7 separate regions of the Mus musculus genome follow, and all the other regions are linked to region 2. Evidence: chromatin loops called from intact Hi-C (ENCODE). Cell type or tissue: heart. All regions are shown on one strand. Region 1 holds the start of B230208H11Rik (RIKEN cDNA B230208H11 gene). Region 2 has its middle 5.6 kb from the start of Utrn. Region 3 overlaps Utrn (utrophin). Region 4 overlaps Utrn (utrophin). Region 5 overlaps Utrn (utrophin). Region 6 overlaps Utrn (utrophin). Region 7 has its middle 11 kb from the start of Sf3b5.

The links. A loop is a pair of places that touch in the nucleus more often than their neighbours do. Peaks named below come from ENCODE experiments on the same cell type or tissue, not always from the same donor. Only the 100,000 strongest peaks of a DNase experiment are listed, where the experiment ranks them.
Region 1: a loop joins it to region 2, with 2.9 times the contacts of the local background. A loop is called at or near these places in 18 of 42 quality-filtered maps.
Region 3: a loop joins it to region 2, with 2.0 times the contacts of the local background. A loop is called at or near these places in 5 of 42 quality-filtered maps.
Region 4: a loop joins it to region 2, with 2.4 times the contacts of the local background. A loop is called at or near these places in 12 of 42 quality-filtered maps.
Region 5: a loop joins it to region 2, with 2.4 times the contacts of the local background. A loop is called at or near these places in 4 of 42 quality-filtered maps.
Region 6: a loop joins it to region 2, with 4 times the contacts of the local background. A loop is called at or near these places in 11 of 42 quality-filtered maps.
Region 7: it touches region 2 in a loop (4-fold over the local background); 3 of 42 quality-filtered maps call a loop at or near these places.

Annotation. Positions count from the first base shown.
Region 1 is chr10:12,919,528-12,923,527 of GRCm38, forward strand. B230208H11Rik (RIKEN cDNA B230208H11 gene) reads right to left here and starts at 3,600. Exons shown (of 3, transcript NR_038028.1): 1 at 3,047-3,600; 2 at 2,082-2,190. It overlaps n-TLtaa3 (a tRNA gene), which reads right to left and starts at 3,126; the gene lies at 3,044-3,126. In heart, CTCF peaks have their summits at 2,117 (motif pointing right), 3,245 and 3,755; DNase peaks (open chromatin) are centred at 3,144 and 3,504; H3K4me3 peaks cover 1,739 bases; H3K27ac peaks cover 1,632 bases.
Region 2 is chr10:12,865,309-12,869,308 of GRCm38, forward strand. It overlaps a transcript of Utrn not described here. Among named protein-coding and RNA genes, the nearest start is that of Utrn, 5.6 kb to the left of the region's middle. In heart, CTCF peaks have their summits at 1,791 (motif pointing left) and 2,324; DNase peaks (open chromatin) are centred at 1,723, 2,993, 3,383, 3,933 and 1 weaker place; H3K4me3 peaks cover 2,803 bases; H3K27ac peaks cover 2,530 bases.
Region 3 is chr10:12,796,461-12,800,460 of GRCm38, forward strand. The region is part of intron 1 of Utrn (utrophin); the gene reads right to left. Among named protein-coding and RNA genes, the nearest start is that of Utrn, 63 kb to the right of the region's middle. In heart, a CTCF peak has its summit at 1,533 (motif pointing right); no DNase peak of the experiment used is centred here; H3K27ac peaks cover 1,100 bases.
Region 4 is chr10:12,811,274-12,815,273 of GRCm38, forward strand. All of the region lies in intron 1 of Utrn (utrophin), which reads right to left. Among named protein-coding and RNA genes, the nearest start is that of Utrn, 48 kb to the right of the region's middle. In heart, no CTCF peak of the experiment used is centred here; a DNase peak (open chromatin) is centred at 2,218; H3K4me3 peaks cover 345 bases; H3K27ac peaks cover 2,762 bases.
Region 5 is chr10:12,779,745-12,783,744 of GRCm38, forward strand. The region is part of intron 1 of Utrn (utrophin); the gene reads right to left. Among named protein-coding and RNA genes, the nearest start is that of Utrn, 80 kb to the right of the region's middle. In heart, no CTCF peak of the experiment used is centred here; a DNase peak (open chromatin) is centred at 1,927.
Region 6 is chr10:12,688,827-12,692,826 of GRCm38, forward strand. It overlaps Utrn (utrophin), which reads right to left. Exons shown (of 74, transcript NM_011682.4): 26 at 1,904-2,083. Among named protein-coding and RNA genes, the nearest start is that of Utrn, 170 kb to the right of the region's middle. In heart, a CTCF peak has its summit at 1,997 (motif pointing right); a DNase peak (open chromatin) is centred at 1,985.
Region 7 is chr10:12,995,010-12,999,009 of GRCm38, forward strand. No RefSeq gene overlaps it. Among named protein-coding and RNA genes, the nearest start is that of Sf3b5, 11 kb to the right of the region's middle. In heart, a CTCF peak has its summit at 2,303 (motif pointing left); a DNase peak (open chromatin) is centred at 2,272; H3K27ac peaks cover 269 bases.

The DNA.
Region 1 (4,000 bases), 54 kb after region 2:
GACCCCTATCGCCTAGGATTCAGTTTTAACTATGTCCTTCCTTCCTTCCTTCCTTCCTCCCTCCCTCCCTTCCTTCCTCCCCTCCTTCCTTTCACTGGGGCCTCATTAACTAGCCCTTGCTTGCCTAAAATGTGTTATGTAGACCAGGTTGGTCTCACACTGTCAGAGATTCACCTGCCTTTGCCTCCCAAGTGTTTAATTAGAAGCTTATGCACTTAATTAAAGGCATTCATTTGTATCATTCGTTCAAATGGTGAAACAGCCATCACTCTGTTCTAGGTCTAGAAGCACTGTTCATGGAAATTAAGCTTAAGCCAGATTGGTTCACACGCACACCCCTAAAATAGTCCTGTGCCTAATTGTACAGATATGAATAGATGCATGTTCTCTACCTCCTTTGGTGTCATCCTTACTATTAAACTATCTCGAGATTCCATTTCATCTTAGTCAGAAAGGCTACCATTAAGAAATCACACACGCAAAAAAACCATACCAAACCAAACCAAACCAAACAAACAAACAAAACAGAATAAAACAAAACCTCAAACCAACAAAACAAAACAAAATCAATTAAAATAAATCTCCTCCTTCCAAAAGCTGTGCATAGTAGTGACCCCATGTCTTTAATGTTAACACTTGGGAGGCAGATGCAGGCAGATCTCTGTGAGTTCAAGGCCAGAATGGTCTATATAGTGAATTCCAGTCTATCCAGGACATAGAGAGAGACCCTGTCTCAAAACACACACACACACACACACACACACACACACACACACACCCCTAAAAATAGACCTACCATATAGTATACTACTCCTGGGTGTTTACCAAAGAAACCTAAGACAGCAACCGCAAAGATCTGTGTGCACAGACACATATGCAGGCATGTTTAAAGCTGCACCCCCGCTGCCAAGGAAAGAGGTCAGCCCAGGCACTGAACAGTGGCTGAGTGAATAGAGAAAACTCAGTGTACCTGCACAATCGGGTTTTTGTTCTGCCATATCTCAGAACAAACTTAGGCCATTTTCAGAAGAAAGATGAAACTGGAGATCATGTTAACGGAAACAAGACAGTTCACAAAGACATATACCACAGATTCTCTCTCCTGTGGAATCTGCTTTGGAAATGGATATCTATAAAACTTGAACGTAGATGGCAGTACATGGGAAGAGTAAAGGATTTGAGCACAAGGGTGGGTCGAGCATCACAGAGCAACAGGCTGCATACAAGCAAACCACGGGATACACAGGTTTGAAAATGTCACTATGAAATACATCATTTTGTGCTATGAATATACTAATAAACTTTTAAGAACCCGAGGCATTAAATTTTACTTCCTTTGAATCATTAGCACACGCCTGAAGTACATTGCATGCATTTGAGGTGTTTATCGACTAATTAAAACTCTACCTAAAGATAAACAGCAGCCTGGATGGAGCTGAGGAGGTGGCTCAGCAGCTAAGAGCACTTGCTGTTCTTACAGAGGACCTGGGTTTGGTTCCTGGAGCCCACGTGGCAGATTGTAAACCAACCCCAGTTCCAGGGCACCTGTAGCTTCCTCCTGACCGCACAGCAGGCACCCATGTGGTGTACTTACAGACAACCGCGCATACACACTAAAATAAATGAATAAAAGTGAAAGACCAAAAAGCTAATCAAAACCCCCAAGCCCCAACTGACCGCTGAGGACTGAGAACGCTTCTGGTGTAGGAGTCTTCCAACTGACCACGATGTCTGTTTAACATTGATGGCTCATGCAAACAAACACACACGCATACATGCATACACACATACACACATACATATACATATCCCCCTAACTTCATAGCTGTCTTCAGCATTTGAAAGGAAAATGCGTAACTGAAACAAAGATTATTGACGCCAAAGAAGGGTTTCATCATACAGTTAAAACAATGCTCATGAAAATTATTTCAGTGATGAGTTATTCTGCTTAATGGAAGATCTTTTTTAAATAAATAAATAAAGATTAAAAGATTTGGAGGAAAAGTCAACTTCCTGTCTGTAACTTAAGACAGTTATTAAAAAACAAAAAAAAAAGATAAGGTTTATTCAAACAAACTTACCTCAAGTTTACCAGTAGGTGTCACAATTTAAATATGCTGATATCATTTCCCACAGAGTTCCGAGTTTTTCGAAAAATATTTTTCTACGACTCCAGATAACTGAATGGACCTGAGGAACACGTGAAAATAAATGATCAATGGTAATAACCAACGTTTCCGAGGTTTTATGATTGTAGAGAGGGGTTTATTTAATCAGTGTCTCAACTTATTCAAAAGGCTGGGGAGTTCCTTGAGCCACGCCTACAAAATGTGTTTAAGATCTTGGACTGCTTTGATAAAAAACACTTTTGGAGAGAATAGGGTGGCACACGCCTTTAATCCCAGCACTTGGGAGGTAGAGGCAGGAGGATTTCTGAGAGTTCGAGGCCAGCCTGGCCTACAAAGTGAGTTCCAGGACAGCCAGGGCTACACGGAGAAACCCTGTCTCGAGAAACCAAAAACCAAACCAAACCAAACCAAACCAAAACAAAAAAACCCAAAGAAAATAGGAGAAGATAAAAATCGAAAATATTTCAAATTCTGGGTCTTCATGGTCAAATGGTACATTTTTGAAAGACTGCATGTGAACACGTTAAACTTTGAGGGGGGGGGAAATGAAAAGAAAGGAAAGAAAGAAAACAAAGGGAAAGGAAGAAAAAAGAAGGGGGTGGGGAGCGGACAGAGGAAAGGCAAAAGCGGACTTGTTTTTTTTTTTTTTTTTTTTTTCTTTTTTCTTCTGTGCAAAAGTACTTTTGCAAAAAGTTAGCCAATACCAGACCTCTCCGGGGAGCCTCTTCCCGCCTGGCTCAGGTCGGTTCCTGGAGACACGGTCGCTTCACTGCGGGAAATTGGGCTGCCTTGTAGCAGCGCCCTATTAAGGATTAAAGAACATTTCTTTCAACTGAAATAAGACTTCTAAATTTCCAAAAGCTCTGGACCTAAAAACAACTGACAGACCGCGGCAAGGAACAAAACAGCAACTTTACCAGGAGTGGGGTTCGAACCCACGCAGACATATGTCCATTGGATCTTAAGTCCAACGCCTTAACCACTCGGCCATCCTGGTGCAGGCGTGCTCTCTTCTCTTTGCTGTTCCTACAAAGCTCACAATACCGTCCTCATTTTCCCCAGTTACTCGAGGATGCTTCTGCGCAGGCTGCGCGGCGCTTTCCCGACCCGGCTACAGAGACTCGGAGACTGCCGCCGGGGTTTCGCGCCGCCGCCGCCGCCGCCGCTCACTGTCGCCCCGAGATCTCGGCGGCAGCGAAGGAACTGCAGGAGCAGAGAGCGGGACAGAGCTCTGGGCCGGCGGGCGCCGGCTCTCCTTGCTCACTGTAGGTGCGCGGGCGCGACAAACAAACTCCACAGCTAACTTCTGGGCTCCGGAGCGGAGGTGGGAGGGGTCCCTCGGGCGGTGTAGGCACGGGTCCGCAGGGCAACCATCAGTGTGTTTCTTCTAAATCGAATAGGTTCCCGGGGCCCGGCACCTGTGCGCGCGCGGCTTTCCTTCCTCGCCAGTGTTACCACATGCCGGAAGGAGGTTCCGGAGAAAGAGGAGGTTCCGGAGAAAGCTGTGTGGTCAGGGCAGTGTGGCCCAATCCCCCACCCCCTCCCTGGTTGTGTAGACACTGTCCCCTTTGCTCTGCTTCAAATGCAGGGTCAAGACCTCCTGGATTCCTGCCACCCCTACAGCTCCCCTAGAGGGCAAACTCTTGTTTTAACTTGTCTCCTGTTTTAGCTCCCCTTTTGTTGTTGGGACAAAACACCCACAACAAAAAGCAATTTAGGGTACAGCGGTTTATTTGCATTACTTCGGCTGTTCCTCAAAACCTTGGCTCTACCCCAGGGTTCAGGCTAGGTGTTTCTGCAGCTGCAGGCAGGGAGCTGGTGGCTGAGCCTTGCTCTGGCTGTCCCACCTTGTCCCTCTCCCCTAACCCACC
Region 2 (4,000 bases):
CTGAGTTCGATCCCCAGAACTACAAAAACAAAATGAAAGTCAAAAGTAACCAGCGAAGAGGACTGGCAGCCTGGCCATTTGCCAAGCAGCTTTCGCCAGGAGTGAACAAGTAACCCCAGTTGGAGAAGACAGAGTTTAACGCCACCTTCTGCTACACAGAGAGTTTGAGGGCGGCCTGAGCTACATGAGACTAGGGGGTCACGGAACAGCTCCCTACAAAGAATATAATCAAAAGCAAATATATTCCTATCTTGAGGTACAGAGTGTGAAAGATTTTCTAAACTTTTATGTGTATCCTTAATATATTAGAGAACCAAAATCTTGTCCACAGAATATGTAAACATTTAATTACAGGAAATCCCGGCTGTCTAAGAAAAAGTCTCTTTCCTGGAATGAAGTTCCTTTGAAAGACAAGTCCAGTGCCACTTCCCAAGGGGCTTTATGCAGGGACCTCCAGTTAGGCTTCCAAAAATGTTTCCACTCTGTTAGAAAGAGACCTGCCCCTAAACCTGATCACCACACATTCGATAAATAAATGTCGAAAAATGAATTTTTTAAATTTTTGTGTGAATGTCTGCCTTGACTGTCTAGTGCCCAAGGAGGCCAAAAATGGACATAAGATAGTGAACGTGGACTCTCTCTTAACCACTGAGCCATCTTTTAAAAATGCACACATGCTCTCTCTCTCTCTCTCTCTCTCTCTCTCTCTCACACACACACACACACACACACACACACGCACTCACACACAAACACTGTCACCGATTTGATTTTGAGGTAAAGTTAACTTGTGCACAGGGTTGCGTTTCATTTGCATAGATCCAATAATGCCATTTCATCGTGATGTTTGATTCTGCCTTTCACATTGGGATAATTTTTCCAGTCGTGTCTTCTTCCTAATACAAATCCCTACTACACTGCAAAAACATCAGAAAAAAAAAATCAATGAGCTAGAAAAGAATGAAGAGGGACACACTAAAACATTGAACAGCGTGAAAGGGGAAATCATTTGAAATGTAAATAAAGAAAATATCCGAGTGAGTTCAGGACAGCCAGGGCCACACAGAGAAACCCTGTCTAAGAAAAGAAAGGAAAGGAAAGGAAAGGAAAGGAAAGGAAAGGAAAGGAAAGGAAAAGAAAAGAAAAGAAAAGAAAAGAAAAGAAAAGAAAAGAAAAGAAAAGAAAAGAAAAGGGAGAAAGAAAGAAAGAGAAAATATCCAATAAAAAGAAAAAAGAAAAACAACAACATTTAAGAGCCACCAACTCTTGTTGCCACGAATGTCCCAGGAGCTCCATGTGAGTTGGAGAGTTTAAGGATACCTCCTTCCAAACTCCCAGATGCCAACCAGGTGTAGTGGTGCACACCTATAACCCCAGCTACTTCAGAGGCTGAAGCAAGAGGAGTGCCAGTTCAAGGCCAGCCTAGGCCACACAGTGAGACCCTTTCTCAAAATAACATAAATAAAATGCTACTGCAACTCTATCAGGCTGTTCAAGTTACATTGGGCTAGAACCAAGGCTTTCTTAGTAACAATGTGTCCCAAAGACATTCTGCCGCCATCCACACTGGTGGAATGGAAGTAGCCACACTCTACACCCGGATAAGGGAGAAACTAGAGGTGAATGACCCGGAGGTTGTATAGGGCTCCTATGCAATTGCTGTCCTCCGTTCTCTTCCCTCAAAATGACAGCTGGTGACGTTGACCGAGTGTTTCCCCTACTGAAACCTACACGCACCACAGCACAGGCGCCAGTTCCCCCTTCAGGGTGGACGCTTCTTAGTTATACCAGAACAGAACGCCAGGGGTGATGGCTTTATAGGCAAAAGTTCAAGAATACACAACATTCAAACGGTGTCATCCTAAGGGAATATTCATCCAGACGGCTGTGGAGGAAACCTAGTCACTCACAAGTAACCAAAAGCTAGGAATGCTGGCGATAGTGAAGAGGGATGCCGAAGAACAAGTTTGCCCTTCTGCTTGTAAAGGAAACCGCTGAGTGCCAAGAACTGCCATTCACACTAAGAAGCGCTCCAGGGAAGGTTAATGCCACTGTGATTAATGCTGTTTACAGGCGCAATAAATTTTGAGTAAACACCCAAAGGAGAGTTAAAGCTATCTCGAAAGCCTCATAAACGCTGGTGAGGGGGTGGGGGGACTTCAGCAGGAATGGCCCATGCCCCTCACTGCCTTGTCCTCGGGACTGAACGACCCACAAGAGCTTCGAATTCCTCCAGCTCTGGCAGGCACTAGCGTTATCAGCAGGCTGCTTCTCCAGCGCCACCAGCAGCCAGCCCCCGAGGGTCCAGCCTGACTTCACAGGCCCAGGGCAAGTTCCAACGGGACGATGAGACTGCTGCCATGCCACCCTGGAGATCCCATCTCTCTTGGAATTCGTGCGCTCTGGCCGCGGCAGACCCTCCCACTTAAACGCATGGAGAGGCCACCTCTCCAGATCCTGGTGACCCAGGTGATCTGAAGGCTAGAAGAATAAAGGATGATACCTCAGTGACTCCAGAGAGTGGGGCCCGGAATTACACCCAGGATCTCCAATTTGGGGGTTTAAAAAAGGCGGGTCCCTGACTCTGAAGAGTCACACACGTTTTCTCCTCCCCTTGAAATAACCCTGGAACGCCACACGGTCGGAATCCAGGGACTTGAAAAGTCTCTTTGAACAATGTGCCTTCTAAAAGTTGCACAGCCTACAATTAGCCCTTTGTTGGTTTTGTAAGTGGCCTTGGGCAAGCAGAGCCTCAGACCCAGGCCAAAGAGGGGCATGAATTACCTTGTCAGTTGCAGTGAGGGATGCCAAGAGTCCGGAAAAGCAGGCGGCCGGGCGGGACTGCGCACCAATGAGGTACCCCTATCCCCTCTGTCTCTCCACAGCTGCAGGCTTGCCACCTCGCCACACTGGGGCCCCACCCTCAGGAACGGCAACCACAGAGAGGTCGAGCACGCCCCCAGCCTGGAGGCCGGCTAGGAAGCTCTCCCCAACCCTCCCACCGCACAACCGCCCTCCCCACCCTCTCCTCCCGGACACCGCCCGGGCCCCGCCTTCCCGGGACCGGAGGTGTGTGACAAGCTCTCAGAAGAGGCCACGTCCCCTCTTGGAGATCGCTAGTCCTGCTGCCCGGCTCGGGGCGGTAAACGGACAGGCGACAGACAGCCTCTCCTCTCAGGGAGAGACAAAACAACAGTACTAAACTAGACCTAGGAATCTGAGACCTTGGCGACCAGTACAGATTCCCACCTTCTCAACCCAGCTCTCTCCCGCCCAGGCAGGGGACGCTGAGCTTCCAGGGAAAGTGCAGAAGTTGGCTACAGCTACTTCGGGACCCGGGCGGTGGAACTGCAGAAAGGTCCCACCTCCTTTCAACCCCCGCCCCATTCCCTAGGGGACTGCGGTCACATTACCCAGACCGAAGCTTCAATAATGCATGGGCTTACCTGCTAGCCAAGTCCCAGAGGCCCCAAGGTTCCTCTGGGCGTGTTCGGGTGGTGGGGAGCTTGCCTTGGACGTTACAAGAATTTTTTTTAAGTGAAACGTGGAAAGCCCGACAAGATCCAAAGGGGGGTGGGGGGGGGGGAGATCCAAAATTGACACCCGATTGGAAACGCCCCCTGACTTGTGCAATCTTCCTGCCCGGTAGTTCCGCCAAAAACAAAACAGTCCAAACGCTAGCCTGGGGGCAGGCGCACGCAGGAGTTTTCCCTCTGCAGGAATGACCCGAAAGAAAAGGGGCGCCGCTCCCCGAGGTGGCCCGATCGGCTGAGGAGCCCAGGGCTCCTCCTCGGCCCTGGGCGGGAGAAATCCCGCGCCCGGCGCTGCCCGCTCCCCTCCTCGGGGGAAGGGCGACTCCACAACTTTGTGCGCGAGAGCTGCTCGCCGCTCCGGCTCCTCCTCCAGGTCCTCCTCCGGCTGCCGCCGGCCCCTTTGTTGGAGAGCGAGGGTGGGGCGCTGCTGGGTCCGCCCGCCACCCCGGGTAGGGGCTCGCGTCTCC
Region 3 (4,000 bases), 69 kb before region 2:
CAGCAGGGCTTAATTACAAGCTCTGGGTCTCCACACATAATCCACAGGATGATTCCATAGGTGCAGACCTGGAAGACAGAAATGTGACAGCCGCACCCCTCCAAGGCTCCTTTTACCTTTTGCTAGAGGACAGAAGGGAGAAGCAGATGTCCATGGGAAGTGCCTTCAGCAGGTGTTAGCTGGGATTCAGCCTAGATGGTGCTGACCCAACAGGGGGGCACTTCATCCCTTGGTCACAGTCACACTCTGAAGAGCAGTGAGCTCAGCCTTTGGCAGCAGAATCTTAAATATTAAAATCCATGCAGGGAGCTTTGCCATCACTCATTTTAATCACTCACTGGAGCCAGGATAATCATGCCCAGACTTCCAGCCTCAGGAGGGAAGTCCTCCCCAACTTCCCCTTCCAGCTCTCTCATGAGCACCACGCCATCCACCCACACCCACACCCACACATGCCCCTGACCTTGAAATTAATTCTGCACCTCTGAACGATGCTCAAAACCTGTGGTCTCTGTGTCGGCCCTAACAAGTCAGCCCCTCAAACCTGGAGCATTTTCCCTCAGATCCGGATTCCCATCAACCCCCACGTCTTTCCTTGAGGCCAACATGTAGGTGCCACTGATGGTTCAACTCTGGGCCTCCTATATGCCACACAGGCTCTGGAAGAGTTTGTTTGAATTCGAGTTTGAGACATGGCCAAATTTTCCCAGGCTGGGGTTGAAGTCCCTGAAGCCTCAGACAGCCTGAATTAAGAATCAGGCTGACTCGGCCTCCTGAGGAGACAGGATTACACGTGTGTACCACTTGTGCCCAAATGGTATTAGCTTTCACGGAGTCTTTAAAGAAAGCCTCTCCCTTAGCAGTGTAGCACTCTGTCCACTCCTTTGGAATTTAGACAGGACTTAATTCCTTGCTTACTACAAATCACTTTACATGTCCATGCCTGCGTCATCAGCTCTCCTAATGAGACCTTAATCCTTAGAGGAAGAAACAGTCTTATCCCTTCACTCTTCCCCATACTTCTTTACACAGAGAAATGATGCTGATGGGTAGAGTCCAACGAAGACTGCATCTCTACCCGCCTGAAGTCACCTCTACCCTACACCTAAGTTCACACAAGATGAGTTAGGAAGGCCTTGGAAGCTGTCTGGTAAGAGACTGGAGACCCTGTGGTAATGCAAGCAAACAGTAACTTGACAGAGAAAGGGAAGTCACCTTGCCAAGTCAACCTTCAACCACCTTAGTTCGTACTTGTTCAGAGATAATAGACTCTCCCTCTATCAACTTCAAACTAAATCTGCCCTTGTCATTTATAATTAAAACTGCTAGCTAGATCTTGTGATAAGAAACCCTCTATCCAAACAGACATGAAGAGATGGACTTCAAAAAGATCTAGGCAGTCCCATTCTGCCACGGAGTGCTATTAGTAGAGAAAGGACGGAAGTAGCTCTTTCCTTGACGTGCTTTTTTTTTTAAAGATTTATTTATTTTTATTATAAGTACACTGTAGCTGTCTTCAGACACACCAGAAGAGGGAGTCAGATCTCATTATGGATGGTTGTGAACCACCATGTGATTGCTGGGATTTGAACTTCGGACCTTCGGAAGAGCAGTCGGGTGTTCTTACCCACTGAGCCATCTCACCAGCCCCCTTGATGTGCTTTTTAAAGTATGTATTAATATCAAGGGATTGGCTCAGTGGCTGAATGCTTCCCTGGAATACACAGGCCCTAGGCTTGGGCCTCAGCATTTAAATAAAATTAAATGGCAAAGCAAATCACATGGAGAATGGCATGTCCCTGTATCTTCTGCTCCATTTCTGAAATTATTGAGGTGTGCACGCACATCAGTCTACCACACCTTGCCAAAGTTTAGTTCACACGGGCAATATCTCATGACCTGGAAGTCTATGCTCAACAATGAAGTCATTTGGCTTTCTATCCCACCCAGTTATTAATCTCAAAAAACAAAGGGCGAAATTTCCCTTGGAAACTGTGTACCTCTGCTGGCCCACATCCTGTCTGGGTTGTAAAGGTCACCGAGACCCATGCAATGGCCTCCACTCTTCTGAAATCACCTTCCATATTTTGTTGGAGAGGAAACAGAAAAAGTACTTAAATCTATGACAAATGTTCTTGGAAATTTACAGGCAAAGAAGAGCAGCAGAGGCTGAGAGGAAAAGAAGGTTGTAAGGCTGAGGAGGCCCAGCACTTGCCCTTCCTAGTAGGCCTTTTGCTGTCTACATTTGAATAGAAGGATTCTAGCATCCAATGACCACACCAGGCCTTCTTCAGCATTCCTACATAATAATAATAATAATAATAATAATAATAAGCCATTTATTAGCTACATTAGCATAACTGTGGTCATCAGCACACCTGTCAGACACAACTTGAAGGAAGAACATTTTACCTTGGTTCATGGTTCTGATGGTTTCAGACAATCACGACAGAACTGAAAGCCCAGACCCAGAGACCTACCTGCACCAGCTATGCTTGGCCTCCCAAGTGTTCCTCGGCCTCACAAAGCCACATCACCACCTGGACAGCAATGGTCAAAACATGGAGGTAGGGGCTGGGGAGGGTTCCCTACAGATCCAAAGCACACAGCTAATTTGTTTACTCTTTCCAAAGATGACTTTTTAGAAATCATCACCAATGATGAGTTGGGTTGGGTTTTCTTATTGTTGTTGTAGCTTAATGAAGTAGATATTTACAACTGTTTTAGGATTGTTTCCACAATGATTGGTGGTGATGGTAGCTTTAAGAATCTGGCCTGTGCTTTTAATTTCTTTTAATATCAGTGAGGAAGCAGTGGCATAATGGATGTGATCCCAGGAAGTGCCCTGTGCCTGCAATCAACACGCCCATCTTTCCTTACAGCCCTGCAAAGCCCCTCTCAGCAGCCAGAAATAGAACCATCTGCTCTTTCCCCAACTCCTGGATGGTTTTCACTCAAGCACAGCCCTCTGGACTAAGCTCACAATTAAAACTAATATTGTCCTGCCTACTAAGCTATTTTACCCCCCAAGGCATGAATAATTAGCTGAAAATGAAGGACAAAATTAGAAAACTCTATAAAGGGGTCCCTCCCCACTTCCTAATATTAGTCATGTTCTGTGTGAGCCAGGCCACAAGGGAAAACTGTAGTCACTCTGAAATCCTGCAAGGTCCCCAGGACAGTGTGAGACAGTGGGTTGAGTGTCACTTCAATTGAGGACACTAAATTCCATTCTGCCATGCATTAGACCGGTCCTGTAGACTAGGGGGAAAGTTCTTCCTTCTTCTCTCATCAGCCACGGTCATGAGATGAGCTGGCTAACATGATACTTTGGCTTATCTTACAAAGGAGATACTAAGGTGAAGAATCAAGTCTTTGTCATTTCTCTTGGAAGTAGCACCAGGAAACACAGAAAATATGAAGATGTGATAGGAATCGTCCTAGTCAGGGTTACTATTACTATAATGGAACATCATAACCAAAAACAAGGTGAGAAGAAAAGGTTTATTCGCTTACACTTCCACATCATGGTCCATTATCAAAGGTGTAAGGGCAGGAAACAAACAGGGCAGGAACCTGGAGGCAGGAGCTGATACAGAAGCCATAAAGGAGTGCTGCTTCCTGCTTTGTTCTCCATGGCTTTCTCCATCTGATTTCTTATAGAACCCATGACCCAGCCCAGAGATGGCATCACCAACAATGGGCTCAGTCCTCCCTCATCAATCACCAATTAAGAAAGTACCCTATAGGTTTGCCGGCAGCCCAAGCTTATAGAAGCATTTACTCAATTGAGGGCCCCTGGGTTCAATTCCCAGCAACCACATGGCAGCTCACAACTATCTATATCTCTAATACCAAGGGATCCTGGCCTCTCGTGACATGGCATGTATGTAGTACACAGATGTGCATGGAAATAACAACATCTACACACATAAAAGGTAAATATTCTTTTTTAAAAAACAAAAAACACATAATACAAACAAGATACTGCATGAAAACA
Region 4 (4,000 bases), 54 kb before region 2:
CAGGCCCAGCCACACTGCTCCATCCAGGACACTCCAGAGAGCTATGGCAAAGCTACAAAGTCACTGTCTCAGTTCAGCCACATCAGAGCCTCTGGAAAGAGCCTCAGGATACAGGTGGCTACAATAGACAGCTGGAGTCTTGGATCGTCTGCTCCATCCATCTAAAAAGGAAATGCCAATCTAGGCATGGAGTCTCAGCAGCCAATAAGAGAGTGGGAAGGGTGGCAAGCTAAGCAGGCTCTCCCAAAGTTGTTCCCTGAGCAGGGGAAACCTCAGGCGCATCATCTGGTACTTGACTGTGTGTTCCATCAAAATACCACTTTAACCACTGATTCTATTATCTTTACTTCTATCAAGATCACTGAAGAAATAACGCATTACAAAACTAGAATGAGCCCAGCTTAATTTAAAAGAAAAGATGCTGAACTCCTATAGAATTTGGGACCAGGTAAACACTGGTTTTCTATTTTTATGAAAATAACATCCCTGAAATATTTTTATTTTTTAAATGTTATCTTCACAAAGTCTCTATAGCAGCCAGAGCAAAGGAAGGAGTACTACCTAAACAGAGCAGAACTCAGCCAGGACAGTTTTTAAACTATCTGACCTTGTCATCTAGTAACTTTGTTTACTCCGGCCCATAATTTTCTTCTGGTTGGTCTCTGACTGCAACCACAGCAGCTGCTCCAGACTCTCTGCAGCAAGACAAGGTGTAGGCTGACATCTGGGGCAGGAGAAAAGAGAAGTCCACCAGACTTAAAGGGATTTCAGAAAGGTCACAGTGCCACTGTGACTACCTCTGTTCAGGGAGCGTTCGTCACAGCCCTGAAAGGTCTCATGATTATATGTTGGGACCTTAGAGCTCCTCAGTAAGAAAACAAAGACAGGGGCAATGTAGATAATTGCAGCACACGAACACCCCAGAGCTGTTGGCCAAGAAAGCTCATCTCTAAGAAAACACAAGCTGGCCCTCTTATTTCGGTAGCATGCTTATAGGATACACCTAGTGCAGTGTTCCTATGTTACTACGAACCAAAATATTGAAAGGAGGGAAGAATTGCAATGAAGAGAAGTGTTTTAAAAAAAAAAAAACTACCCTTAATTTTATTTTGTTTTTTGTTTGTTTGGTTTTTTTATGGTTTGTTGTTATCTGGTTTGGTTTCTGTTCTTTTCTAGGGAAAGTATTAACTCAAAGAACTTACAGCACATGAAAACACATCTTTAGGATTTTTTTTTCCCTCAGACAGACCACAGAGCCAGCATATCCATGAATCCATCTAAGAATACATGGATGTCTGCAACGATCAGAAAAACTAAGCCACTCTGGAAATGGACTTTAATTAGGAAAAAGGTCAGGACACCAACCCCCTGGAAGCTCTGCCTTTCCAAGGACAAACCTGTAAGAAACAGAAGCCCCCAGTTTCCCCCACTCACCCCAATGTAGTAAACAGACACCCCAACAATCCACCAACAGTGCAACGCTTCCTTGTGCTCCTTCTCAGCTCTGAACTACATCTGTACTTCCTAGAATGTTGCCTTCCTAGAAAGATCTGTCAACAGTCCACACCTCAGCATCTGACTTGGTGCCTCACACCGAAAATCCAGCTCACCAGAGGTGGAGCTGGAAGACCTAGAGGTCAAGGCCAGCCTGGGCTACATCAGTAGCCTGCCACGGAGGAAAAGTTTCTCTTTAAGAGTAAACAGTCAGGGAGCTGGAGAATGGCTGCTGTGTTTGAGAGCACTGGTTCAATTCCGGGGACTCGGACATCCTCACACAGACATACATACATACATACATACATACATACATACATACATGCATACATACATGCTGGCAAAACACCAATGCATGATTAATAAAAATGAAACAGGAGTAAGCACTCAATACTGAACCAGCTGCCTCGAATAAAGTGGCAAACCTTGGACACAAAGGCGTTCAACAGCTTCAGTCCAAAGAAGAAAAGCACCTGATGTGTGGCCGCTCTTCCGCTCCACAGAGACCTAGTCTCTGGAGGAACAGGCCACCTCTGCCTGTCACAGATAAGCCCTGCTTTCAGCCGCTTCCTGACTTACACATCAGACTTATCGAGAGAAAGTGAGGCTCTGCCAACTCGAACACCCTCTGTCCAAAGCCTCCCTTAGCAACTGCAGTCTGGCCACTGACAAACTTACCGGGGGATCTCCTGCAAGCCTGGAGAGGCACCTGCCCAGGCAGATCCAACCTCCACTTTTTCCAACGAAATGTGGTGGCTGCCAGGCTGCTCATCACCTACAGTGGCTGAGATGAGGGAAACTGTGAAGGAAATCAACACAAAAGCCGCCCGCGAACTGCACACTGGGATGTCCTGTTAGGTTGGGTTTTGTTTTTTTCTTTTTTAAAGTCCCTTTGATTTTTTCCCACGAGAGGATCTGACTAAATCTAACTCCACCTCCCCTCAGACAGGAAGTTAAACTCCGCAGTCAGTTAAGAACTCTTGAGGTACTTTTGGTTTTTAATAGTCACAGCTTAGAGCTTTTGAATGTTCCAAAGCAACTAGAGAGATGCTAACTTTTCTTGTTTGATGGTGTCTGACAGCACACACACACACACACACCCCACTATGCATACTCACAACAGTGTTTACTTTGGTGGTGGTACACGCCTTTACTCCCACACAGGAGGCAGAGGCAGGTGGATCTCTGTGAGTTCAAGGCCAGCCTGGTCTACAGTGTAAGCTCCAAGACAGCCAGGGCTACATAGAGAAACCCTGTCTCCAAAAACCACAAAGGAAAAGAGAAAGAAACTGCTACGGTGGAAAAAAACAATAACCACACAGACTCATATTTTCCAGACTTCTGTTTTAGATGGTTGTTTTGTTCTCTTGACATCATTTGCATATGTGTTCTCCACACACGTGCAAAAGAGAAGGAAAGGTGTTTGTACTGCCATGCCTGCATCCTTAGTATGGATCTAATAGCTTTCTTTCCTCCTCTGAAACAGAATCCGTACCTAGCACAAAGATTCTCACAGAATATGTAACCCTACCAGGGTCCACAGGAGTTCCAAGTAAAAGGAACCTATCTATGTAGCTCAGAAGACCATAGACTTGAGACTCTGGAAAAAACAACTAAGCACTCTGTCCTCTGATCCTCATCCTCCAACGGAATAAGATGGGGTGAGACAGTAAAGAATCAGAATGGCTCCAGTCATGTCACTTAGTCAAAACCCAGTTTACTGCTATAACCCACGTAGTAGGAAATCGTAAGTACACATGCAGAGCCCAAGTCAACAGATATCAGTGTGTTTGCAGACTCTGCAGCCACCCCACCATCAATGCTATAGCCTCCCTTCACTCCTGCAGATAGCAGTCATTCACAGGCTTCCTTGCCCAGCCCAAGGCAGCTACTCCCATCTCCCTCTGGTCTCCAGAGATTCACTGGTTCTAGATACTTCCTATAAGTGAAATCAGCAGAATTTGCTGCGTTGGGTCTGGCTTCTTTCACCTAGCATGTTTGCAAGCCTCTGCACTGAAGCGGACGTCAATATCTCATCGTGTGTGGCAGAATGATGCTTTCCTGCGTGGATAAGGCACGTCGCAGCCTTCATCCGTTCACAGGCAACTGCATTGGGCTCACCTTTGGACTATTATTAACTTTTCAGCTCTAAATATCCGCATGTAAATTACGTCGATGGACACATTTTCACTCCTCCTGGAGATAACATAAATCCCAGGAGGAGAGCCACAAAGGAATTATATAACACTATGAATGTAGTGAAGAACCACTGTGCACTTTTCCAAACTGGCTCTACCACTTAACATTCTCCCCAGCAGTTCCATGACGACACTCCATATCCACTGTCCATCGTAAACCAAAGCATCTCCGTTCCCATAGGCAGAGCTAAGTAGCCAAAGCAACAAGCAAGAATGGAAGCCTGACCCCGCATAATCCCAGAGAAAAGAGGTACCCATCTACAGCAGGAGCCAGCTTCAGAAAGGGACCAGGGAATCCTGGCATAGTT
Region 5 (4,000 bases), 86 kb before region 2:
ATCCTTGACATCACTATCAAAAATTATAGTTCTCAGGGATCTACCTCAGCCGATATAGTGCCTACCTACCATGTACGAAGCCCTGGGTTCAATCCCCAACACCCCATAAATGTGGTAAGTCTCTAATCCCAGCACACAGAAGATAAGACAGGAGGATTGTTGCAAGTAAAGAGACTAGCCTGTGCTACATTATAAGACCCTGTCTCAAAAAACTAAACAAATAAATTAAAAAAAAAATTATAGAGGCTGGAGATGTGGCTCAGTTGTTAAGAGCAGTGGCTGCTCTTCCAGAAGACATGGGTTTTATTCCCAGCACCCACAAGGCAGTTCACAGCTATCTATAATTCCACCTCTAGTGGATCCAGTGCCCTCTTCTGGTCTCCAAAGGCACTAGGCATTCACATGGTACACAGACACACAAGGAGGCACAACACTGGTGCACATGGAAGAAAATTGTATACACCATCACAGAGAATGGCAATTTTATTTACTGGCTTCTGCATGAACTAGCTCTTTCTTTTTCTTCCCAACACATGCCTCTTGAAGGCATCAAAAAGTTCAGCTGTAGCCAGCGGTGGTGCCGCATAACTTTAACCCCAGCACTCGGGAGGCAGAGGCAGGCAGATTTCTGAGTTCGAGGCCAGCCTGGTCTACAATGTGAGTTCCAGGACAGCCAGGGCTATAAAGAGAAACCCTATCTAAAAAAAAAAAAAGTTCAGCTCTGTTTCACAGCTGAAGATTAAAAAGTAAGGTGGAAATTTCTGGTTGCTTCTGAAACTCCGCTATGTCATATGATGCTTTGCTGGGTCAGACAGGTGAAGGGATATTTTGCTGAAGCAGACTCAGGTGAGAGATGTTTTCCTGAAACGGACATGTGAGAGGATTTGTGATGTTTACAAAGGATATAAATATGACCGCAGACAATGGGAGGAGCCTCTTGAGTTGCTAATCTTTGATTGTCATGGCTTCATACGAAGGAACTCTCCAAAGAACTTCAAGATACTCTAGTGGCTTCTTGCAGCTTCCTCGGACTCCTGCCAATTGGTGGAGCTCTGAGGTTTCTTCAGGATTGAACTGCTGTTGCTGACCCTAGAGTGGTGCTCAACTAATAGCTGACAACCAAGACTGAAAGAGCCCCAAAGAACTATTTCTAAATTGGTCCACAGACCCCATTTCCTATTAACCTTTCTTTCCCCACCAACTCTAGTGAGTGGTGGGCTACAAGGGAGGTTGAGCCAGTTAAGAACCCTTATTAAAGTAGGTTTTTAAAAATCTAAGCCTACAAGAAGGACCTTCTTTTCATGGTTGCTGTCTTAGTCAGGGTCTCTATTCCTGCACAAACATCATGACCAAGAAGCAAGTTGGGGAGGAAAGGATTTATTCAGCTTACACTTCCATACTGCTGTTCATCACCAAGGAAGTCAGGACTGGAACTCAAGCAGGTCAGGAAGCAGGAGCTGATGCAGAGGCCATGGAGGGATGTTCTTTACTGGCTTGCTTCCCCTGGCTTGCTCAGCCTGCTCTTTTATAGAACCCAAGACTACCAGTCCAGAGATGGCACCACCCACAAGGGGCCTTTCCCCCTTGATCACTAATTGAGGAAATGCCTTACAGTTGGGTCTCATGGAGGCCTTTCCTCAACTGAAGCTCCTTTCTCTGTGCTAACTCCAGCTGTGTCAAGTTGACAGAAAACTAGCCAGTACAGTTGCCTTTCTGAACTATGTGACCTTATAGCCAGTAACCCTATCAAATTTCCACTTCCACCTTCTTAGACTGGAGAAGCCTTATCGTTGGATCGCTCTTAGGAGACAACAAATGTATTCTCTCTAGGGCTGGGGTTTCCTTCAGAACACTCTCACTGTTAAATCATTTAGGCACGAGAGCAGGACCTCAGTCAGTCATCCAGGCTCATAGCAATGTGGCTTTTCAAAGAGTGGAAATGTCCAGTTTCCTTCTTCACTTCCTTCCTGATGAGCTGCCAAGGACGTGTGTCCTTCTGCTCCAAAGCTATGCAACAGCCAGTGCATTCTGGGAACACTATAATCTCTTCCTTCCTTCCTCCATCTCACAGATTGTGTCAACTATAATTCATAATGAAAGATTTTTTCCTTGTTTGAATGAGTGACCCTTAACAATAAGATCTGGATGTTTAATCATTCAATCGAGATTTAGCAGTTTCTGCTGGATGACAGTGAACCAACCACCATGACTCTAGGGCTTGGACAAGGGGCTGCCCAGCAGACTGGGTTACATAATACAACCCAGTCGCTAAAGCTCAAACAACAACGGCACCAGCAAACTCAAAACAGTGTAAGAAATAAAACACAGGATCTGAAACAGACTCTTGGACTTTATACCCTCATGCTCACAAAAGGTACTTACTATTCATGAGAGCAAATGGATCAAACCAACACAAAAGTTCTTCAATAGAATTAATTAGCAAGACATGAACTATTACAGAGTCCTTACAAACAATATCCTATGAGATATGTTACACATGGATGAACGCTTGGGTCATTGTAACGAGTTTCATGTTCCTGTCACATGAGCACAGCTGTTCTGTAAATCCACGATCAAAGCAGTCACACACATAGAGATAAAAATCGATACTGTAGCTTCCAGGGGCTGAGGGGAGAGGTGAGAGAGAAATTAATTGTTCAATGATACAGAGTTTAAGCTTTGTAACATTAAAAAAGTTTGGGAAAGATGATTGTAATTGTTGCACATTGCAATATGAATATACAGTTAAAACTGTGAATATTATATACATGCTACCAAAATTTTATATAATGGTGAAAAGCACAAGCAATTTTCATTGCCATGTCAGTGTGATTAGTCTTAATTTGCCTTTTGTTTCTGGTTCCTTAGACAGAATCTTACTCAGCAGTTCAAGCTAATCTAGAACCCATTATGTAGCCCCATAATGCCCCTAGCACAGCCCCCTGAGTAATTGCATTATAGATGTGAGACACCGCTCAGTGTGATCTCTGTTCATTGATTGAATAATATAGGTATTTGTGGCAGGGGTAATGTACGTGAGTGCAGGGGACCAGAGGTGTCAGATCCCCCAGAACTGGGAGTTACAGGAAGTTGCAAGCAAGTAGATGTTGGTACTAAGAACTGAACTCAGGCCCTGTGCAAGAGCAATACATGCTCTTAACTGTGAAGCCATCTCTCTGGCCACCGAAGTGTAATTTTATAGGAGACTGCAGGGTGCTCTAGTGCAACCATTCCTCCACATAACAGTAAAGAGATGGGCTGGTGAGATGGCTCAGTGGGTTAGAGCACCCGACTGCTCTTCCGAAGGTCCAGAGTTCAAATCCCAGCAACCACATGGTGGCTAACAACCATCCGTAACAAGATCTGACTCCCTCTTCTGGAGTGTCTGAAGACAGCTACAGTGTACTTACATATAATAAATAAATAAATTAAAAAAAAAAAAAAAAAAAAACAATAAAGAGAGTCTTTTTGTTTCCAACCAAACTTTCAACCTATCTCTTGTTTCACTTTGAGACAGGGTCTTACCCTATAGCCCAGGCTATCCTTGAACTTATGATCCTTCTTCCTCAACCTGTGCTCAACAACAGCCAAGGTTTAATATGTTCCTTAGGAATATTAGCACCGGGTAACCTAAATTTTAGAATCAGAATTGGCTTTACTGTGAAAGAGGAACATATCTGTTCAAGGTCACTGTAGTGAATGGGGCTGGTTACCAACATACACACACACAAAACCTTTCCACCTTTTTTTTTTTCCAGACAGGCTTTCTCTGTTCCTGGCTGTCTTGGAACTCACTTTTGTAGACCAGGCTGGCCTCAAACTCTGAAATCCACCTGCCTCTGCCTCCCAAGTACTGGGATTAAAGGCACCTTTCCACCTTCTTATTTACAAGATAATTCTGGGGTTTTGTCCCTCCAGTAAGGTGAATGGCTAAGACACCCACCTGCTCTTACAAACAGGGATGGCTACACAGCATTTCTGGCCAGGCACTGAGCACACT
Region 6 (4,000 bases), 180 kb before region 2:
TGACAAAGGCCCTAAGTCCAATCCCCAGTACCACCACCACCACCACCACCAACACCACCAACACCAACACCAACACCAACACCAACACCAACACCAACACCAACAACAACACCACCACCACCACCACCACCACTACCAACACCACCAACACCACCACCACCACCACCAACACCACCACCACTACCAACACCACCACCACCAACAACAACAACAACAACAACAACACCAACACCACCACCACCAACAACAACAACAACACCAACACCAACAACACCACCACCACCACCACTACCAACACCAACAACAACAACAACAACACCAACAACACCAACACCAACACCAACAACAACAACAACAACAACAACAACAACACCACCAACAACAACAACAACAGCAACACCCCCAGAAAGAGCAAAAGGTAAAAACCATTCAGGATATTTTTTTATAGAAACTTAAATCTCCTAGGACATATCCAATTCCAGTTCCTAGATGACTGATGGGAGCAGATGTCTCTGTAGCCATCTGGACTTCTTTCCAAGTGAGTAAAGATAGACACATAAGAGGATGGGCCCATTTTACCAAAACAGGAGCCAGGTAGTCCTGTGTTCTCCCTACTCAGAGTTCCGAAGTAGGAGAGAAGCCGAGGAAGGCATGCATTTAGAGCCTTCTATCCCCTTGCTCCAGAACAAGAGAGGATCTTATCTGACTGCTAAGATTAGAGCTCTGCACAAAATCCCCTGCATCTGTCTTCTCTACCAAGGTAGGGCACAGTCCCATCCATTCCCCACATCAGCTCTGCTCGCCAGAACAGGGCTCAGCCGGTATTTCTCGAGAGGCACAGAGAAGGTATTTCAGACTTTAGGGGTGACATCCATAGTTTGTCACAGCTTCATCTTTGGTGTATAGGTGTTTACACCATGTTCAATCCTTTAGAAATACCACTCTTAACCAAACCTACCCCCCCCCCAAAAAAAACCAACTTTTTTTTTCAGGGCAGGGTTTCTCTATGTGGCCCTGGCTGTTCCAGACCTCAGGTGTAGGCCAGGCTGGCCTTGGGCTCAGAGATGCTTCTCCCTTCAGGGTGCTGGGATTAAAGGCATAGAACACCATTGCCTAGCTCAAACTACACAATTTATACCTGAGGCCTCTACCATAATTTGTTGACTCTTGGTTCAGAGCAAAAGAAGAAAGAGATTTCTAGTCCCCTTCTCCCATTAATCTTACAAGAAGCAGGCCGAAAAATCTGCTCAGATCTTACAAGAAGTACAATGAGTAAACTCAGTTTAAATCTTCCCTCGGCATTATCAGAACTCACCAGAATGTAATTGCTTATTGTAGGGTGTGTTTCATTTAAATTTGAATAACTCAAAACGCTTCTTAAGACTTTTGACCAGTTTTTTTTTAACCATGAAGATGAGAAAGCACTTTATTAAAATAATCCCACAGAATAATCTAGGTCTTCAGTCTGATAGGCAGTGAGATTCTCCACCTAAAAATGCAATGAAATCTCTACATACTGAAATTCTTTTTCCCCTCCAGTAAATATTAGACACGACTCAAAATAAAAATAAAATAACAGTCAGCCAGGTAAAAGAGAGCTGTCTGGATTCTTATGGTAACCTGAGAACACTAGTGAGCACACAAACCTGCGGGGATCAATTATCACCATTGAACCTCCTGAGAAATGCAGGCAGATCTTGGTCTCCTTTTAACACAAAACAAACAAAAATCTCTCTATTTTTTTATCTACTTGGTCCATAAAAATTACTTTTATAATCCAATGTTTGACAAAGTAATGGCGCTTTCTTTCTTCTTCTTCTTCTTTTTTTTAAATAAGACAGGGAAATCCACACAGCAGAGCTGGGATCTCAGGATGGTAGCCCTGGGGCAAACAAGCTCTTACCTCCAGTGTGTGGCACTTCCCTCGAATTCTATTGCACAGAAGCTGGTAGCTCTCCAGCACCTCGTTGAATTCCGACGTCAACTCCTGGCCACCAGAGGGCACCTTGGCAGCCACCAGCTTGATGCTGTCCTTCAGAATTTTCACCCTCACCTCCTTCTGCAGCACCTCCTCTTTTGCCCTCTGTCCCAAGAAAGGAGCAATTTGAAACATGGCTCTCTGTGACTAATATCTTTCTTTAAAAAATAATAATAATGATTAATCCAATATCAAAACAACTAAATGATTCTATATGCCTCAGTAGAACACTATTTAAAAAATTCTGTAACCTGAGTTTTTTGAAAGAAGAATGCTAAAAATAAAATCTCACTTACTCTTCTAGTTTCCAATTCCCCGAGCCCACAACAGTTTCTTTTTAATACCACCAGAGTTTAGAGGCAAGTTATCCTAAATAGTGTCTACTGGCAAGATATATTTTTAAATTCTGGACTCAGGGTAGGAATCTAAATGAACTCATTTTAAATGACCACTGGAGGTCTGAACACATTAAATTGAAATAAATAAACACCCCCCAAAATGGCAGGACACTGTGGCAGAGGCATCTATTAAAATGGCCCACAAATCCTTGTAAAAACATTTTCCTCCTTGACCATGGGTCCATCCATCCTTCCAATAATGAAGATGAAGAAGCTCCTCTGGACAACCTGATCCAGAAATAGCTGCTTCCTGGCTTTCTCTCGGTGCCCAAGGTGCTCAGTCTCACATGCAGGAAAACCTACCTGCAGCCGTCTTTCACTCCCCCCTTTAGCTTGCTTTATTGCTTAATGGATTTCAGCTCTCCCAGGGTGAGGGAAAAAGTAATTAAGTGTAGTGGCTTTTAAATTCCTAATGGCTGTTTTAAAGAATAAAAATAAATAGAGTGTTGCCCAATCAGGGATTGTAATCTCATTTTTCTTCACTGTCAACTACAATGACTTTTAAAATCAGCAGCAAACTGCAGCTCCAAAAGTGTGAGTGATAAATGAGTTAGCCATTCTTTACATAGTAATCTACTTTTAAATATTTTCAGTACTAAAAATAGTTTTAAAACTTTTCAAAAAGAGCTACATGACCAGTACCCCCGAAGCTAGTGTCTCTAGCTGCATATATAGCAGAAGATGGCCTAGCCGGCCATCAGTGGAAAGAGAGGCCCATTGGTCGTGCAAACTTTATGTACCTCAGTGCAGGGGACCGCCAGGGCCGGGAGGTGGGAGTGGGTGGGTAGGGGAGTGAGGGAGGAGGGTATGGGGGACTTTTGGGATAGCATTGGAAATGTAAATGAGGAAAATACCTAATAAAAAAAATTTTAGAAAAAAGAAAATTATATATATATTGATCCCCGACACAGATTAAATAAGTCTCTTTTCATATCTACTGACTCAAGATAGCATGCATGAATGTCACATAGAATCTTTTTAAAAACTACCTGCACAGAAAAGTTTGCCTTAGTTATACTACTAGTTGAGTTAACCAACTTAATTGGTAGTATAACTACTAGTTAACAATATACCATGTTACTTGATCTTTTACAAAGAGAAGTGTACTTTTTTTTTTTAATTTTTTTTTTAAGGACAGGATTTCTCCGTGTAGCCCTGGCTGCTCTGAAACTTGCTCTGTAGACTGACTAGCCTCAAACACAGAGATCCACCTACCTCTGCCCCTCTGCCCCTCTGCCCCTCTGCCCCTCTGCCCCTCTGCCCCTCTGCCCCTCTGCCCCTCTGCCCCTGCCTCTGAAGTACTGGGGTTAAAGCTGTATCCCCACCACCACCACCACCTGACAAGAAGGATGACTCTTAAAGACAGAATCACGCCCTCATGCTAGAAGGATAGTGGAGGCAAATGTGGGTCTGAGGCCCAGTTCTTTCCTTATACAAGGACAACTACTGACACAGGAATAGATGTTTCTGGAACCACAGCTTGTAACTCCAACTTATCTTCACCTTATCTTCTCTGTATACGCCAAGATTTCTGCTCAAGGACATTGTGGGGTTCCTATGTGCCCTCATTACTGACTCTATATCTCCTACCTCCTGCTCCTGGGATGTTCTGGGGTTCCCATGT
Region 7 (4,000 bases), 130 kb after region 2:
ATGGTTGACCAAGCAAGCACAGAATTCTAACAAGCAAGGCCTTCCAGAACATCTCATCCAAGGCTCTTACGAGTCCAAATTTAACTTAGGAATTTATTGAGTTCATTTCTCTTAAATATTAGAATGTCCCACACATCCTTGTTCACAGCATTGTCCTAAGCCTGAAATTCTAAGTCCATTAGCCTCCTCTGAGAGTTGAAACCCACGACATTTGTTAGAACCTGCTTTATGTTTAACTGTTTCAAACATGAACGGAGTATCCCCAAACCTGGCGTGAATGCGTGGAGCTGGCAGTGTGATTTCATCCACCGTCTTCGTATCTGCTCATGCGTCTTCCCTTATATGTGGAACACTCAGGACAGGGTATGTGCACCAACCCTGCATGGAGTCACAGGGCCCATTTTAGGACATAGACGACGCCCTGGAGCAGGTCCTGGTTACCAAGTACAGTCTCTGACCATGAGGTTCTTTGCCACTAATAAAGGATGTCTTTTCTCTGTCTGTCTTTCTGAGCTCACAAGATCAACAGCCTATCTCACTGAACTTCCCAGGGTACAGTACCTGCTCAGCTATGTGAATCAACGAAGCATCCTTCGGAGAGAGGAGCCAGGCTTGTAAAAGGGCTTTGGGCACTTTGGGTTTGGGACTCGTGTTTTAAAACGGGCTGAACGTGTTTGAAGCGACAGCTGGTGGACGAGAGAGCAGGGTGTGGCAGTTTTTTAGAAAGGGTGCAGTTAGTTGGGGTCGGGTACTGCAGCGGTGGGTGAGACATCCGGAACATGGCCAATGCTCACCTTGTTCTCAAGGCAGAGTGTGGGTAAAGCCGAGGCAAAAGCGCAGGCTCCCGCCCTTCTGAACATTCCCAGCAAAACGATCAAAGCAAAACGCAAGGATCGCCTTGGCTAAGGAAGCCACACAAAAGCAGAGAAGAAAGGACTGGACAGAGCGAGGATGTAGCCCGTGCAGTAGAGCGCTTGCCCAGCACTGTACAATCCCCTGCGGTTGATCCTCAGCACACCGTAAACAGGGCAAGCTGGTACATTTACATAGCCTGGGCTACATGAGACCTTGTCTCAAAACAATTTTTTTTTTAAATAAAAAGAACAAAACAAAAAACAAAGGAATTACAATGCTAGAAGACCCCAAAGGTGGGGTTCTGCCTGAGATATTTTTACATACCTAACAATGAATCACTTTCTCAACTTACTAAGCAGTTAACTTGTGGCTCTTGGTTGAGGCTGTCCACCCTACCCCTTCCCACCCCTGAGGCAGATGTTGATCCAGAAGTGGAGAGACTTGAAATTGCTTTGCTAGAGACTTCTGTAAGCTAAAGAAGAATGTCCAAGACTGGGCAGGGAAGCGTCCAGTGTGGTTGAGCCATGGCCACGTAGGGCAGTCCATTCCACCTCCAAATTCCTTTCTGACCTAAAGCTCCAGTAAACAAATTATAAAGAATGTTTAGTGCTTAGAAAAATTGTAAGGGCTAAGACCAGGAAGTTCTGAAGCAAGCACAAAATTCCCTGTCTTCCTGGACCTTGTATTCTAATCAGGGAGACAAATGGGTACACGTGTGTTAAACGTGTGTGTGCTGGTAGTGGGCGCTCAAGGAAAAGCCAGGTTTAGGAGAAAAGGGGCTGATTGCACCTTTACATCCTTTAGCCTGAAATGGCCTCTGTTGCTGGCTCTGACCTCCTCCAGGGGCAAGCGGTCAACCTGCTCCAGCTTTTTCAGAGCCTCTTTGAGAGTCCTCTGACTCCAGAGCGTGTCTGGAATGCTCTTCCAGAATTCCTGTCATTGTTGGCCTGCTTTTACCTGTAAGATGTGTAAAGTGGCACCTTCCAGAACGTTTCTCCTAATCCGCTCCCCTCAATGCGCCCCGCCCCCCTTCATGTGGCTCCTGTTTATCCCTCTGCTTAAAGTACTCGTGGTCGAATCTCATTCCACCACCAAGCCATGCAGACACACACACACACACACACACACACACACACACACACTCTCACACACCGAAACCAAAACTCATGAAGAAAGAGACTCCATAACCCCATTGTCACTGAAATCCCATAATACCGCGCTGTCTAACTAAATATAAAACTTCAAAACTCCGGTGTAATAGTTGTACGATGATACGGAAATCATTCCTTCTTCGTTAGCTATGAGTCTCAGCTCGTTGCCTTTAAACACTCAGCTAACCAAAGTCTGACCTGTAGCACCCCAGTCACTAGCACTTTTCTGGCCTCTTCTGGTTGGGTAACTGGTTGGATCACCAGTCTGTGCGCCCACTTTGTGTTGTTTTGGCGCCCCCTAGTGTCAAGCATTATTGCAACACCTGTACAAAGTGAAAGTCTTTTTATTTTTTTTTTTTTTTTGCTTTTTTTTTTTTTTTTTTTTTTTTTTGGCCTAATAAGATGATTTTATTTATTTTTTTTTTTTATGGAACTTTTTTTTTTTTATTAGGTATTTAGCTCATTTACATTTCCAATGCTATACCAAAAGTCCCCCTTACCCACCCACCCCCACTCCCCTACCCACCCACTCCCCCCCTTTGGCCCTGGCGTTCCCCTGTACCGGGGCACACAAAGTCTGCGTGTCCAATGGGCCTCTCTTTCCAGTGATGGCCGACTAGGCCATCTTTTGATACAAATGCAGCTAGAGTCAAGAGCTCAGGGGTACTGGTTAGTTCATAATGTTGTTCCACCTATAGGGTTGAAGATCCCTTTAGCTCCTTGGGTACTTTCTCTAGCTCCTCCATTGGGAGCCCTGTGATCCATCCATTAGCTGACTGTGAGCATCCACTTCTGTGTTTGCTAGGCCCCGGCATAGTCTCACAAGAGACAGCTACATCTGGGTCCTTTCAGTAAAATCTTGCTAGTGTATGCAATGGTGTCAGCATTTGGAAGCTGATTATGGGGTGGATCCCTGGATATGGCAGTCTCTACATGGTCCATCCTTTCATCTCAGCTCCATACTTTGTTTCTGTAACTCCTTCCATGGGTGTTTTGTTCCCACTTCTAAGGAGGGGCATAGTGTCCACACTTCAGTCTTCATTTTTCTTGAGTTTCATGTGTTTAGGAAATTGTATCTTATATCGTGGGTATCCTAGGTTTTGGGCTAGTATCCACTTATCAGTGAGTACATATTGTGTGAGTTCCTTTGTGATTGTGTTACCTCACTCAGGATGATGCTCTCCAGGTCCATCCATTTGGCTAGGAATTTCATAAATTCATTCTTTTTAATAGCTGAGTAGTACTCCATTGTGTAGATGTACCACATTTTCTGTATCCATTCCTCTGTTGAGGGGCATCTGGGTTCTTTCCAGTTTCTGGCTATTATAAATAAGGCTGCTATGAACATAGTGGAGCATGTGTCTTTCTTACCAGTTGGGGCTTCTTCTGGATATATGCCCAGGAGAGGTATTGCTGGATCCTCCGGTAGTACTATGTCCAATTTTCTGAGGAACCGCCAGACTGATTTCCAGAGTGGTTGTACAAGCCTGCAATCCCACCAACAATGGAGGAGTGTTCCTCTTTCTCCACATCCTCGCCAGCATCTGCTGTCACCTGAATTTTTGATCTTAGCCATTCTCACTGGTGTGAGGTGGAATCTCAGGGTTGTTTTGATTTGCATTTCCCTGATGATTAAGGATGTTGAACATTTTTTCAGGTGCTTCTCTGCCATTCGGTATTCCTCAGGTGAGAATTCTTTGTTCAGTTCTGAGCCCCATTTTTTAAGGGGGTTATTTGATTTTCTGAGGTCCACCTTCTTGAGTTCTTTATATATGTTGGATATTAGTCCCCTATCTGATTTAGGATAGGTAAAGATCCTTTCCCAGTCTGTTGGTGGTCTTTTTGTCTTATAGACAGTGTCTTTTGCCTTGCAGAAACTTTGGAGTTTCATTAGGTCCCATTTGTCAATTCTCGATCTTACAGCACAAGCCATTGCTGTTCTGTTCAGGAATTTTTCCCCTGTGCCCATATCTTCAAGGCTTTTCCCCACTTTC